Regions from separate parts of the Homo sapiens genome. Here region 2 is linked to region 1. The links are chromatin contacts, found by Hi-C in ENCODE. All regions are on one chromosome and are shown on one strand. The core of a region is the stretch at or near the end of the contact, and the rest is flanking DNA. Distances in the headings are between cores, read along the strand shown.

Region 1 (7,418 bases), core at 3,123-5,622:
AGATTCTGAAAGACACCAAGAAAAGCCAGGCAGTGTGACAGCGATCAGAAGCTCACTTACGGGCATGCATCAGTCACCAGCAGCTGACTCTTACTACTGTACACCACCCTATTCCCAAAGGGAGTGTAGGAGGCTCACAAAAGCAGAGACAGGGCAGAGCACATGCCATGAGGGCACAGGGCCATCAGCGTGCAACTGCAGCTGGCGGGGGGTGGTGTGGAGCTGGTACCCGATTCCCCGGCCCTACCCCTGCCTGGCTGCAGCAGGCCCCATCCTCACAGGGGCCCGTGTGAGCCCATCCGGCCCTCACGCCGTGGTCCAGGCTGTTCCCTGCCAGGACCACTCCCCTTGGGGGCTCGCCCTCCGGCCCTCTGTGAGGCCACTGTCCCCTACCCCCCTGGTTTCCCACAGCGCTCCTCACCCCCTCGGCCACCATCTACTGCACTGGTGTCCTGCCTCCCCCGGGGACAGAGGCTCAGGTGAGCAGGAGTCGTGCCTCTTACCCACGGCCCGACCCGCACCAAGAAGGTGGCACTGTGACGCCCAAGAGGTCAGCAATTAAGATCTGCTCAAAGGCAGCAGGAATAAAGCGGGAGGGAGCACCGCGCAGGTGAAGTTCTGGGGCAGGAACAAAGCGGGAGGGAGCACCGCGCAGGTGAAATTCTGGGGCAGGAACAAAGCGGGAGGGAGCATCGCGCAGGTGAAGTTCTGGGGCAGGAACAAAGCGGGAGGGAGCATCGCGAAGGTGAAGTTCTGGTATCCTTTTTGCTCACTCATGACTGGGGGCTAAGGGCTGCGTGGCCTAAGGGCCTGAGGCCACAGCTGCGGGGGCTTCTTTTAGGCTAGTGGGAGGTGGTGAAGATCCTGCACGCTGGGCGCTATGTCAGCCACATCAGGAGCTCACCGTGTGCAGTCTCTTGGCAGCCTCGCCCTAGGACAGGCACCCAGTTCCTTCCCCACCTCACAGGCGAGGAAACAGCTCAGCAAAGCCCCAGGCTGGTGGATGGCAGGTAAGCGTGAGACCAGCATATGTGCCTCAGAAGCTCATTACACAGCATCTGTCTTCCCAGACCTTCCCAAGCACTTGGATGCCCAAGGCCCAGACCTGTCCGCTTCCCTGTCAGGAAACCCACTGGTACCAAAGGGAGGTAAGGATAGCATCTCTGGGTTCCTATAACCCAATGTTCAGACCGAGGGCTGGCTGCTAGTTAGACCCAATACCCAACCACAGCTTTCATCTTCCAGGACTCACAAGCAAATTTTAAAGTCAACTCAGGAAAGGACGCACTCCAGGAATGCTTTTTACAAGCAGCAGACTTTCTGACTTGGTATCAACAAGGATGTTGGAGGTTACCGCCTGTTGTTGCATGCCCCTAGCACTCACAAGACTGACCTTGACACAGAAAACATTTCAGAGTGACAAGATCTAGGGTGCAACGAGAACCACATCCTTGAAAAATGATGACACGGGAGCCACACTCCTTGGCAGGGAGCAAAGGTCTCTAAGCCCCGAGAGTGGCTGTCGAGTAAGAACTCAACAGATGCTGGAAAGCAGGAGCCTGACTCAAAACTAACTCATTCGTCTTCAAGGCCTCTCAAGTGCAGCAGCAAAGCATCACTTACCTTTATCTCTTCCAAACAACGCAACACAAAAAGCTCTAAATACCTTCATTCTAAGAAGAGCTTTAATTCTTCTCTTAAAATTAACTGAAAAGATTAAGCAACACAAAATTAAACGAGACAGACCTTTATCCCTGGCGCTGCACTGAGACACCACGAAGCATACTCCACACGCAGTGCGTCTTCCTGAACGTAAAACAGCCTTTCGCACAGGGAGCCGAGTCCTGTCACTATAACACCCAGGGGTGGCCGCTTTCTTAGGGTGTAAGGGCGGCTCTAACTGAGGGGGCACAAAGCTCATCCACTTCAGGTCCATTTCCGAGAAACATTTTGGGAAGCTCACTGCAGCGTGGGAAAGGGACTGTGCTCCTGAACGGAGGAGGTGCTGCCACAGGCCTCAGGCAGCAGCACTGGGCACTGGAGGATGCTGGTGAGGCTGGATGCAATCGTAAGCCCAACCTGATGTCTACCTTAGAAATGACTGCCTGGCCCCAGTTAAGCAACCACGGCCTCCCAGCGTGCCGCTCGGCCTCACCTGCGATGAACTGCTCATACTCGATGACGGGGATGTTTTTATTGAGACTTGGAAGATCAAAAAACTCAGACCAGGGAATCCGGACCTGGTGGATGTCAGGACTCTGCCAGTGATAGAGGCGGCCCCATGGAGGCAGGACAAGCACCCACTCCTCCGTCTTCAGCAGAGTCTTCAGGAGAGAGGCGATTCGGATATAGACATCCCTGCGCAGGTTGAAGCCTTCCGGGGGGTTGACGTCATACAGAAGATACCTGAGCAGGGAGAAGGAGGACCACAGGTCTCAAATGCTGAGGTTTCTGCACGGAAAACCCGACTGCTCACAAGTCTCAGCGCGTGGCCCGACTCTAGGCACTTAACAATGGTTCCTAGTTTGTGAAGGCAGTGAGTGGCCTGTTTCTCTATGACCAGTTACTTACGGAGCCTGTAAGCAGAAGCAGCAGACATGCTAACATCGTTTTAACAATTAGCAATAGTTCAACACTAAGGCAGAGGAATCCCAGTGACTGGAACCCAAGAATCAGTACCCACATGGTTCTCAAACTGTTTGGTTTAAAGACCCCTTTACACTGGAAACAATGACTGACGGCTGGTTATGTGCACTATGTCTATTGATACGTCCTATGTTAGACGTTAAAGCTACAAGTATTTAATTCAGCTAAAAATAAGAAGCCATTACATGTTAACAAAAACCACATATTTAAATAAAAAATAAGTGTATTTTAAAAAATGAATTAGAAGAACTGTGATGATGTTCTTAATTTTTGCAAATCTCTTTTGGGTTTGGTGACAGCTGGATTCCCATACCCGTTTCTGCATTCAATCTGTTGTGACATCACAGATCAAGTGGTTTCTAGGAAAACTCCACAGTGCATTCATGAGAAGTGAAAAAGGCGTATAATACTCTGGTACTACTATTAAAACGGCTACAAAAGCTCAGAGATCCAGGACACACTTTAAGATCACTGCCCTAGAGGAAGGACACAAAGCGCCCCAAGGCACAGACAAGTCCCCAAGGCACAGACAAGTCCCCAAGGGCTACAGAAACCCTGTCCCTGGCGCTCTCCTTTCCCTGCTCTGCGCTGGTTTTCCATACTCCCATCGTCGCGAGTGAAGCTGCGTGCAGCGCCCAGGCCTGCGAACGCCACGAGGGGCCGTGCACACCTCTGCGTCCAGGCCCCTCCCGGGGTCCGCTTGGAGATCCCACAGCCACAGGGCGGCCGCGAAGCTCGTCTTGGCCCTGAGAATTCACTGCGGAGCGCCCGCCCGGCACTGACTCCCGGCTCCGCACACCCAGGCCTGGACCCGTGTCACTTGCAGGGGCCTCCGGAGCCAGCCCACGCTCAGCCTGAGCAACCCGGCCCCCTTCCTGGGCTCCCGAGGCTGCGCCCCGGGCCTCGCAGACGACCCCGCCTGCAGACCCGGGCCGCAGTGACGCAGCCTCGACTACAGCCAACCCGCTGGCCCGACCCTGCCCCCAGCCCCCGCCCCATCCCATCCCCCAGACTCCAGCCCGGCCCCGGCCCCTGCCCCTGCCCCTGCCCCTGTCCCGTCCCCGTCCCATCCTTCTTGGCCCCGGCTCCCGCCCCGCCCCCATCCCATCCCTCGGGCCCCCGTTCCTGCCCCCATCCCATCCCACCCCTCCTGGCCCTAGCCCCTGCCCCGCCCCCATCCCATCCCATCACCCTGGCCCCTGCCCCGCCCCCATCCCATCCCATCGCCCTGATCCCTGCCCCGCCCCCATCCCATCCCTCCTGGCCCCTGCCCCCTGCCCCTATACCATCACCCTGGCCCCTTACTCCGCCACATTCCTTGCCCCAGAACCCTGACCCCATCCCATTCCCCTGACCCCTGCCCCCTGACCCCGCTCCATCCCATCCCCCTGGCCCCTGCCCCATAACTCCGCTCCATTCCATCTCCCTGGCCCCGGACCACCCTCCATCCCGTGGGCCTGCCCCTGACCCCATCCCATCTCCCTGGCCCCTGACCCCGCCCCGCCCCCATCCCATCCTCTGACCCTGCCCGGTCCTGGAACCCCAGCGTTGGCACCGTGGACGCGCGTTTACCGTCTGCGGGAAGCCGCCCCCGACAGAATATCGGCCGCCGATTGTCCGGGCCAGAACTCCTGGCCGGAGGCAGAAGCCGGAGGCCAGGACACTGCCCCCAGCAGCAGGAAGACGAAGCTGAGTGTCGCCATGGCCCCGGGCGGCCACGCACTTCCGGCGGCCGCGCCCCGCCCCGGAACCACGCCCCGCCCCCGTGAAATGCGTTCCCAGTAGCCACGGCAACGCCCAGCTCCGCCCTCCCCGCGCATGCGTTATGCGCCATCACCGGCAAGCAGGGGCGGGAGGGGGAACTGCGCGTGCGCAGAGTCTCCGCCCTCCTGACCGCAGCGGCTAGAGGTTCCATTGCAGACCCGGAGGCCGTGGCTGTGGTTCGCGGCGGTGCTGTCGCGGGCGCCCTGGCGCAGCCCACGCAGGGGCTCCTGAGGGTCCGCGAGGCCGGGAGGTCCGGGGGTCGGGAGGTCCCGGGGTCGGGAAGTCGGTGGACCCTGCAGGCCAGTGGGGAGGGTACGCGAGACTGGGGGCCGGGAGGGCTGACGGCTGGTGGCGCGGGGCGGGTCCGTGGGGAGGAGGCCCGGGGCTGGTAGGGGCGGGAGGGCTGGACGGCGGGGGCGGGGCGGAGGAGGGGGTCCGTAGACGGGGTCGGCGCCGGGTGCTCTCGCCCCTCTGGAGCTGGGGTCGGGGCGGGAGCCGCGCATGAGAGCCTGGGTTTCTAGTCGGGGGGCGCCGTCGAGCTCCACACCTGCGGCCTCCTGGGTGCCCCCAACCCTGGAGCCCCGGCGAGGGGGCACCCGGGCTGAGGCCTGGCCCTCCAAGGAGCCCTGGAGGGACTGTGCTGCTAGGGCGCGGGGCTCGATGGGGTGATCTGGAGACCTGGGGGGATCCGGGGCTGCCGCCCCTGCGCTGCCAACCTCCCACCCCGCCCCTTCTGCGAGGCGTTATTAAAGGTCTGGTTTCGGGAGCCAGGTGCGTGCCCGCCGCCGCCGCTCCCCGCAGCCTCCAGGCAGCTCCCGCTGTTCCCCGAGGGCACCAGCACTGGCCGACCGACCTGGCTTGGGGCGCGGCGCTGGCAAACCCGGCCTTCTGAGGGGACGCCACGCTGACTCTAGTGCAGGCAGCCCCCAAAACGGTATAATTGGACGAATTTCTTGAAGGATGCCAGTTACCAAAAAAGAAAATACTAATGCTTATTATCTGTTAAATTTGAGATCAATTTGTTATCAAATTTTCTCACACAGAAAATTCCAGGCCCAGAGGGCCAAGCTGGTGAATCCTACTTAGAGAAGAAATAATAGGAATCCAGCCACTCAGACGATGGACGAGGAGGGGCACTTCCCTGCTCGATGTATGGGCCAGCATTGCCTTGATAGCAAAGTCAGACATCACCAGACAGTAGAACCACAGACCAATGTCTTTCATGAACCAAGACACAGCATTTAAAAAAATTAGCAAATGGAATTTATATCTGCCTATTGTTTACAAAAAAAGCCAAACTTTGTAAAATACTTGAAGAGATTTATTCTGAGCCAAATATGACCCATGACACAGCCTCAGGACGTCCTGAGAACTTGGCCCAAGGCGGTTGTTTTACTGCTTGGTTTTATTCATTTCAGGGAGACATAAGACATCAGTCAGTACATGTGAGGTGTGCATTGGATTGATCCAGAAAGTCAGGACGACTCCAAGTGGAAAGGCCTCCAGGTAATAGGTGGATTCAAAGATGTTTCTGATTGGCAGTTGGTTGAAAGAAGTTACTATCTGAAGGCTTGGAATCAATAGAAAGGAGTGTCTGGGTTAAGAGAAGGGGCTGTGGAGACCGAGGTCCTTATTATGTGGATGAAATCTCATAGGTGTCCGCCCTCAGAGGCAATACATGGCAAATGTTTCCTATTCAGACCTTCAAAAGGCACTAGACTCTCAGCCAGTCTCCTCAGGATCAGAAAAAGAGCTGGAAAGGGAAGGGGAGTCTACAGAATATGAATTTCCCCACAAGACACCGCTTTGCGGGGCCATTTCAAAATTTGTCAAAGAGATATATTTTGGGGTAAAATACATTGATACTTTGAGGGCCTGTTGTCACGTGATGCTATACCAGCGTCAGATTGGAACTTGGTGTCTTGCTGCTATGGAGTCTGCTGTCAGTCTGGTCAGCTGCACCTGAACTCCAAAGGGAGGTGGGTATAATGAGCCATGTCCAATCCCCGTCCCTTCCTGGCCTGAGCTCATTTTTCAGGTTCTTCAGAATCCCCCTGGTGGAGATGAGGGATCCATTCAGTGGGTTGGGGAAGCTTAGAGTTTTATTTTTGATTTACACTATGTGAAGCAGAAATTAAAATACTGTAACCCTGATAGGGTTATTTTAAAGCTGCAGGAATCAAGGCAGGTTGCCGTGGGTAAGAGGATAGACAGGCAGGTCATGTAGCAGGACGAGCTGCGGACAAAACCCCTCAGACACCAGGTTAAGGAAGGATTTGGCTTTATTCGGCCGGGAGCTTCGGCAGACTCGCGTCTCAAGAACCGAGCTCCCCGAAAACAGAGTTCCTGGCCCTTTTAAGGGCTTACACCTCTAAGGGGTCCACGTGAAAGGGTCGTGATAGATTGAGATCACATGTGGTTAGAGTGGGAGGGGGGGTAATCTTTTAACCTCAGGCCTGGTCATCGGTGGCACCGGCTGGTCTTGCTGCTGACTTCATTCCTGTTGTTTTTCAACTTTTACTTCATCCTTCTCTTCAGAGACAGGAGACAGTAAAAGAAATGGCCTCTCTCCTCTGTCAGAGTGGAGTCCCGAGCTCCCAGAAATGCCACATGATGGACAAACGCTTGGGGGAAAAAAAAAAAAAAGGAGACCTCAGTCGGACACAAAAGCAGGAGCTTTAAAAGAAAAAATAAGAGATAAGTTGAACTTCACCAAAAAATAAGCGTTTCTGGTCTTTGAAAGACACTTAAAATGAAAAGGCAAGCCATCGATGGGGAAAATACTCAGAATAATGGATCTGACAGAGGGCTGTATCTAGAATATATGAAGATATTTTAAAATCCAGTAATTTGACATAAAGATGGTAGCCAGCCTGACACACAAAGGAACCCGAATGGCCAATGGACAGGAAGGGAACCCGTATGGCCGATGGACAGAAAGGGAAGTGAACGTGAACATCTCATTGGGGATGCCGTTATCACCACTGGAATAGTCAAAAACATGGACA
Region 2 (7,418 bases), core at 1,735-4,234, 940 kb after region 1:
CCTTACCTATCATTGGAGATGGCTCACACTCCTTACCCTGCCCCTTTGTCTTGTATCCAATAAATATCAGCGCAGCCTGGCATTCAGGGCCACTACCGGTTTCCACGTCTTGGTGGTAGTGGTCCCCCGGGCCCAGCTGTCTTTTCTTTCATCTCTCTGTCTTGTGTCTTTATTTCTACAATCTCTCATCTCCGCACACAGGGAGAAAAACCTACCGACCCTGTGGGGCTGGACCCTACAGGAGGCTGAGGCAGGAGAATCACTTGGACCCAGGAGGCAGAGGCTGCAACGAGCCAAAATTGTGCCATTGCACTCCAGCCTGGGGAACAAGAGCGAACGCTGTCTCAAAAAAAAAAAAAAAATACAAAAAAACTCCAACTCACAGCCAGCCCACAGGAAGGGTCCCAGCCAGCTAAGCCCAGAGCCAAAGCAGCAAGAACAAACAACACAGTAATCCCCACTGACCAAGCACCACTGCATGCCTGACACTGTGCACATGACCAAACCTGATTCCAATCCTGTCACAGGTCAGGCTACAGAGGCAAAGTGGGGCTGACCCATCTCCTGACCAACTCTATGTCATTGCCTTACCACGAGCCCTGAGAACAGTCTAAACAGGCCCTGATGGGGCCAAGGGAAGAAGAGCACCTTGACTTCCCCTAAGGACAGGCCCTCAAATCCCAGGACAGAAAAACTCAATGCTGTACAGTCCAGGTGGCAGCAGGGCTAGAAGTCAAAGCAGAGATGGGGATCCCAGTGCTCCTCCTGCTAGTCTGGTTACCTGGAATAAATGTGCCTCAGCTTTCTAATGTATCTCATTAGGCTTATTCTAAGGACTAAAAGAAGAACAGGCCTTGAGCAGGGCTTGGCCTACAGTAAACACCATGGAACTGTTTTTAACGTTAAAGGCCAACTCTTCCCAAACTAACATATAAGCCTATTGCAACTTCATTTCAAGTCTGGGACAAAATCAGGATAAAGGCAATTTGGATGAGTAAATGAATAGACACAGGTAAGAGATGTTTTAAAAAGAAAGGCAACAAAGGTATATAAGGACTTTCTATCTATTACAAAGTCAGCGTAGTAAAAGAAAATGATGTATCAGTAAGAGTTATCACAGAAACAAAACCTATTTATGTAGGAATTCACGTCATTGAAACAATGTGATTACAAGTCACTAGGGAAAAAAGTCCTATTGCATAAATTCATAGGAGGGAATTTCCCATTTTACAAGGCTGAGGATTTCTGTAGAGAAACACTCCCAGGATGCAAAATAGTCTTGTGTAGCCAAATCAGTTCAATACCCAGGCAGTCCAACTGCTATGCTCCTCCTACTCACCAGCCTGAACCTGAAGCTCTCCTGCAATAGCCCCGAGGAAGTTCACAGCAGATATCAGCTCCCCACCCACCACTCTGCCCACCTACAGCCCCTTGGCATAGGCTGGGCCTTCCACCTGGAATGTCCATCCCATCCTGTACTGAGACTTCAAAGCCCACCTTCCTCCTCCCTCAAGGCAACACAGAGCCCTAGAGAACCACTTGCTTCTCTTATCAGAGAGCCTGTCACCCTACACTGGCAAGGCTAGCTGATCCCCTAGACCAATAGCAGGACGACTCTGACATAGGGCAGAGTTTGCCAGCCCTTTTCTTGTGAGCCCCTGGATTTTCACCTGCTTCATCAAAACCCTAGACCAGGCTGGGCCAGGATCCCAAGGGTGATCCAGGGTGGCCATACCATCAGGCTGGGGCAGCATACTCCTACCTGGCAGGAGGAAAAGTGGGCCACCATAATCACCCGTCCAGTGCCCATCCTCAGCCTGCAGCCCCACGTAAAATGTCATCCCGTTCAGAGCCCCCTCAAAGGCGGTGTGGGCTTTGGGCAAGTCCTTAAAGTAATTCTTCTGCAAAGAGATCGAAAAAAAAAAAAAGAGATAGCTGACGGGACTGTTGCCCGGCCAGAGGAACCCTCTTCACATACAGCCCAAGTCAAAACAGTGAATGTAAATTACTTTAAAAGTTTCAGCTGTTTCCATCAAAAGTCTGAAACTCTTTGATGAGAGCATCACACCTCAGCAAAGTAAAAGAACAGCTGCACATTTTCGTTGCTTTATTTGCCAGTCATGTATTCTTCACAACTTCTCCAAGATGTCTGGAATAAACCAGGCACCCAGACTGTAGGGTGGGGCACGGGTGCCGACCTGGGCCTGGGACTCGGGCCTCTCAAAGAGGGCCCAAGGGGCGGCACAGCCTTTCCCTCGGTGGCCGGGGCTCGGCAGGAGACCCTGTTTACACTGCAGACTCTGACGACCAAAATCTCTTACAATGCACACAACTAAGACAGTGGATCCAAACACTTTTTGTGAATAAAAACAAAGTTACAACTATCTTTGCAACTCTCCTATAAGTCAAAAATTATCTCAAAATAAGGTGCTAAAAAATAAAACATTAGGAGTCTCCTATGCGTGGTTTAGAGATGAAGGGGCTGAAGCGGAGGGGCCCGCGAACGCAGTTCCCGTGGGCGCTCGCCTTGGGGATGGGCGTCGCTGGCCGGGTCCTCCCACCCGCCTTTCTGAGAGAAAACGTGCTCCTCACGGCTCACCCCTCAGGGTCCCGAGCTCGCTGACGCTCCGCGGAAGCAACTTACGGTGTCCAGCCCCAGGGCGTAGGCTTCCAGGCCGGTCTGCTCGCGGCCGGCGCGCTCGTCCTGCAGGTAGGTCCACGTCTGCCGGCCCCTCTCGCAGTTGAGTCGCCAGCGGCCGAGGTCGGTGGCGGGCTCGGTCTTGTAGGGGCCCCCTCGGCGCCGCAGACACCTGAGGACCACCGGCCATCAGCGACCCAGGCCCCGCCCCAACGCCGGCCGCCGGCCCACTGCCCCAGTCGCGCTCTCCTCAGCACCTAGGACCACCCCGCATTCGTCAGGAGCCCGGGGCGAGGGGACTCACGTGCCCTCCGTCATTGCTGCTGCAGTGCTCTACGCCGCCCACTGCCAGCTGCCAGATGTCCGCACCCGGGACCTGCCGCCCAGCCCCGCCCCTCCCGCCCCTCCCGCCCCTCCCGCCCCTCCCGCGCGCACTACGCAGGCGCAGGCCTCGGCAGGCGCTCAGGCTTAGGTGGGCCGACGCCCACGCAACCAATCAGAGCGCCGCGAGCGTGACCCCGGGGTGTGCCAGGCGACCACAGTGGTGGAGCGCTTGGTGCCCCATGCGGCGTGGGGCGGGGCCTGAGGGAGCGGGGATGGTGGGTGAAGGCGACGGGACGGGGGAGGCGGGTGGGGCCTTATTGGCGGGGCATGAGGGGCGGGGCTGGTGGGTGGGGAGGTGGGGGCGGGGCTGGTGGGTGGGGAGGTGGGGGCGGGGCCTGGTGGGTGCGGGTGGGGGCGGGGCTGGTGGGTGGGGCCGAAGGGCGGGGGCGGGGCCTCTCGCGCGCCCTCTAGAGGCTTGCGTCCCGGGAGCCCGGCCTCGTGCGCCGCGCTTTGAGGTGAGCCTCTCTGAGAAATTTGTGAGGAGGGTCCAGCCGCGGGTCGGAAGGAAGGACGTGGGGAGCGAGGCTCGAGCGAGCGACAGCGAGTGCGAAGGTCGGGTGGCAGGGAATTGCTCTCGCGCTGCAGGATTTGCCCGGACGCCGGGGCCGGGGGTGGGGGCGGGAGGCCGCCCTGAGGTGAGGTGGGCGCGGGCCGTCGGCTCCAGTGCGAGACCAGGGGGAGGGCGGGGCGGAGCGGAGGAGCCGAGGGCGCCGCCGGCGTCCCTGGGAAGCTGAGCGCCGCGTAGCTTCGCCGGGGGGAGTGGGGTAGGCGCGGTGAGGCCGTGGGCCCCCACACCTGGCGGACCACAGGGGCCAGAAGCCCTGGAGCCCCGCCAGGGAAGGGCTGCGTCGCTGGCCAGGACCGAGCGCGGTAGAGCCTCAGCTGCTCACGGGGTCGCTGGAGTTGGGGGTGGCCCCAGGAGAAATTAAAGGTGAAAAGCCTTAGCAGCAGAGGGAAGAGGAAGATGGAGGCAGAGCGAGTGACCGAACTTGGAAGGGACAGCCGGGCGCAACAGGGCAGGGGGCGTCTGACTGTTGGAAACATGGCTGACGTCTGGAGGCTGCAGCCAGTGGTCCGTAAGTCAGGTCAAGGACCCACAGAAGACCCCAGCATGTCTTCACCTGGCCCACAGAAGCCCTGACATCCAGTTACAACTGCCCCAGCCTAGTGAGCATTTCGGCACCCACTCCTCAATTCCTACCCCCAGCCTAACTTCGAAGGGGCGGTGAGCCACAGCAAGCCGGAGGAGAAAGTTGGAAGAGAGAGTGGACAAAAGAATACCCACAGGCACCTTCCCCACAGTGGAATAGCGGGGTTTTAGACAATCAAGGATAATCACCTCTTCCTATCCCAGTTCAGAAACGGATGAAAAAGACACAGCAATAAGATGGGTGGGTATCAAAATATCAGCTTTGCCACAAATTAAAAACCTAGCTTGAAGGACAAGGCTTAAATCTGCAAGCAAGAGGGCAAGCTACTAAATCACCCGTTAAGTCAGACAAACATATCCCCCAGCCTCTAGGCCATGAAACTGCCTCACCAAGCACTATGCAATTGAGTGCCCACCAGAAGACACCCCTCCAGTCAACCCACAGACCCCAGAAAGAGTACCCAGAGGAGCCTGAGCACACTCCACCCTATCTGTTCTCTGAAATTCAATCAAATGAGTCACTCTACTTCTCTGGAAGCAGAAAGAGGCTGGAAGTTTTTCTCCAGGTAAGTTCCTCCATGTAGAAACATGAAGAATAGGGATAAGGGGCTTCAGCCTGGATGGAATCTCACACTGAACCTGGCAAAGCTAGGTGAGGGAAGAGGTTTCAACTGGATAAGAGTTTGAGTTTTGATATCTTAATGGACTGGACTTTTTATGAGTAAAATAATCCGCTCTTTTTAATGTCTGAAAGAAAAGAAAAAGCTGTAAACTACGTCTGAGAATTGACACAGTTAAGCTTCTAGGGGCAGTCATGAGAAAAAACACTGTTCCTATCTGCTTACATACTACTGCATCCAGCTTATTCATTAAGCCAGATACAGAAGGCTCTGAGGATTTTGGCCTCAACAACTGGGTATATGGTGGTGGTCATTTACTAAAATAGAGGTGTCTTTTATTTATTTAGTGACAGGATCTCAGTCTGTCACCCAGGTGGGAATGCAGTGGCACAATCATTAGCTCACTGCAGCCTCAAATTCCAGGGCTAAGTGATCTTCCGGGCTCAGCCTCCTGAATAGCTGGGACTACAGGCGTGTGCCACCACACCTGGCTGATTTTTTTAAAGTTTGGTAGAGACACGGGGTCTCGCTATGTTGCCCAGGATGGTCTCAAACTCCTGGCCACAAGGAATCCTCCCACTTCAGCCTCCCAAAGTGTTGGGATTATAGGCATGAGCCACCACACCTGGCCTAAAATAGGGAAAGTTTGATTGGAAAATTCAGATTAAAGTGGGGACAAGTTATACTAGAGATGCTTATTAGACATTCAAGTGAAATATTGAGTAGGCTGGCATTCAGGAGAGAACATAATGCTAGAGATAGGAATTTGGGAGTCATTTGCTTTCAGGTAGTATTTGAAATCATGAGATTGGACAAGATGAATTAGGAAATGCACATAAAAAAGAGAAGTTCTAGAATGAGCCCTGGGGCACCGACCTTTTCCAGTATAGAGGAATGGCCAGAGAGAGGAGGAAAACCAGAGGAATATGAAGTCATAATATAAGTGAAGACATGGTGATCTTTGCTGAGGCTTTGAAGGGATTGCAAAATGAAGACAGAATTTATTATTGGATGCAACAAAACAATGTATTGGTGACTGACAAGAGCTATCTAAAGAGACATGGGGGGAAAAGCCTAATGGCAGAATTTTGAAAGAAATTTTCAGTTAAACATGGCAGACTGAGCATAAACATTAACCTCCATTTCCTGCCCAAACCCTACTCACATAAAGTAATAAAAGACCAAAAAAACCCCACAAAGAATGGGAGAGGAGACACTAGTAAGCAAGAGAAGTCAACAAAATTATAGAGACTGGGAATGGATGGAGAAGTGATAACTGAGTTAGCTAGAGAAAGTTGAGACTTACGTTTGTGGGTGAAGCCAACAAGAGACCATTCCTGCCAGCAAATACCAGGAAGGTGCAGAAATTGGAATAACTGGTGGAAAATTTTTGTGAGGAACAGTATGACCATAGATCCCCTCTCCTACTTGGGTGGAGGAAGTCTCCAGTAGTTGAATCAGAGTAGGTGTTACCTCAGGCATGAGGCATAGCTGAGGACCACTGAAAGCAGACAGATTGAGTTAAAGTCTACACATGTGGGTCCAGGCTCACTTCTCCCACTTAGCCAGATAGCATGAGATAGTGGGAGGATCCCTCTGGAGCAGCTGGCCCACAAGAGTCCTGCAAACACTGGCAACTATGACCTAGTAGAAAAACAAACCTATTAGCTGGCAGACTGTACCCATTGACAGTTTCCAACAAGCACCATCATCAGCATGAGCCAGACATTTGGGGAAAACAGTGCAACATTACCTCCAGCCATGCAAGTGATCCATCTTGGACCACTGACCCAGTCAAGCCTTCAGATGACTATAACCTCAGCCAATACCTGACTGCAGCTGCATGAGAGATCCCAACAGAAAGCTGCCCAGCTGAATCCTCCTCAAATTTAAGCTACTATATTTGGGGTAATTTGTTCAATAGCAACAAAAAAACTAGAAAAAAGGACTACAAAGTGCCCAGCACAATAAATTGGGCAGGGGTTGGGGAGGGAATGGGGAGGCAACATATGAAGTAATGTCATTGAGAAATTTGAGAACACCAGGAATAGAGATGATCTCAAAAATTTCCAGCAACAAAAAAAGCAAAAACACAAAGGAACGATTTCCAATCTAAAATTCTATTCTCATTCAAATGATGAATCAAACGTAAGGATAGATAAGTCCAAAAAACAAAAAAAAACCATTTCTTTACTCTCACAACATCCTTTTGGCACCAGATGTAGAGAATTTCTCCCCACCGACAAGCAAGCATTCAGCTGTACAGCAGACACCAGCTGGGTATCCGCTTCAATCCTGCACCGTCTACCTGGAGATAGCAGCAGATCACACAAGTTGAGGACTCTGTGCCGCAAGACTGAGCCCCATGTCCAGTGTCAATCACAAGCCCCAGGTTGTTTTACCTGTCCTTCTGGGTTCCCAAGACCCCTTCCTTGGCTTTAATTTACAAGAGCAGTTCACAGAACTCAGGGAAACACATGTTTATTACAAGGCTATTTTAAAGGCTACAAATAGCCAGATGAAAAGATACACAGGATGAAGCCTAGAAGAGTCCCAAGAGCAGGAGCTTCTGTCTGCAAGGAGTTGCGAAGTGCCATTCTCTCAGCATGTGGACGTGTTCTTGTCC

The links. Hi-C counts contacts between places; a loop is a spot of excess contacts on that map. Pooled maps may share reads with other maps.
Region 2: a loop to region 1 is called in a map of CD4-positive, alpha-beta T cell, with 9 times the contacts of the local background. The contact joins the promoter of LSS here to the promoter of POFUT2 in region 1. A Hi-C loop is called at or near these places in 1 of 168 maps with a recorded cell type or tissue (CD4-positive, alpha-beta T cell), 6 of 37 single-sample maps with no recorded cell type and 9 of 50 pooled maps.

The regions. Positions count from the first base shown.
Region 1 is chr21:45,283,523-45,290,940 of GRCh38, forward strand. It overlaps POFUT2 (protein O-fucosyltransferase 2), which reads right to left and starts at 4,373. Exons shown (of 9, transcript NM_133635.6): 1 at 4,219-4,373; 2 at 2,156-2,406; 3 at 1-5. The coding sequence starts at 4,349. LINC00205 (long intergenic non-protein coding RNA 205) reads left to right here and starts at 4,530. Exons shown (of 3, transcript NR_026943.1): 1 at 4,530-4,722; 2 at 5,829-5,916; 3 at 6,949-7,418. RefSeq lists a silencer at 4,300-4,829 and an enhancer at 4,984-5,714.
Region 2 is chr21:46,225,790-46,233,207 of GRCh38, forward strand. It overlaps LSS (lanosterol synthase), which reads right to left and starts at 2,985. Exons shown (of 22, transcript NM_002340.6): 1 at 2,943-2,985; 2 at 2,645-2,810; 3 at 1,763-1,901. The coding sequence starts at 2,956. It overlaps MCM3AP-AS1 (MCM3AP antisense RNA 1), which reads left to right and starts at 3,442. Exons shown (of 4, transcript NR_110565.1): 1 at 3,442-3,477; 2 at 4,538-4,738. RefSeq lists enhancers at 2,240-2,309, 3,026-3,320 and silencers at 2,740-2,789, 2,850-3,019, 3,030-3,289, 3,350-3,789.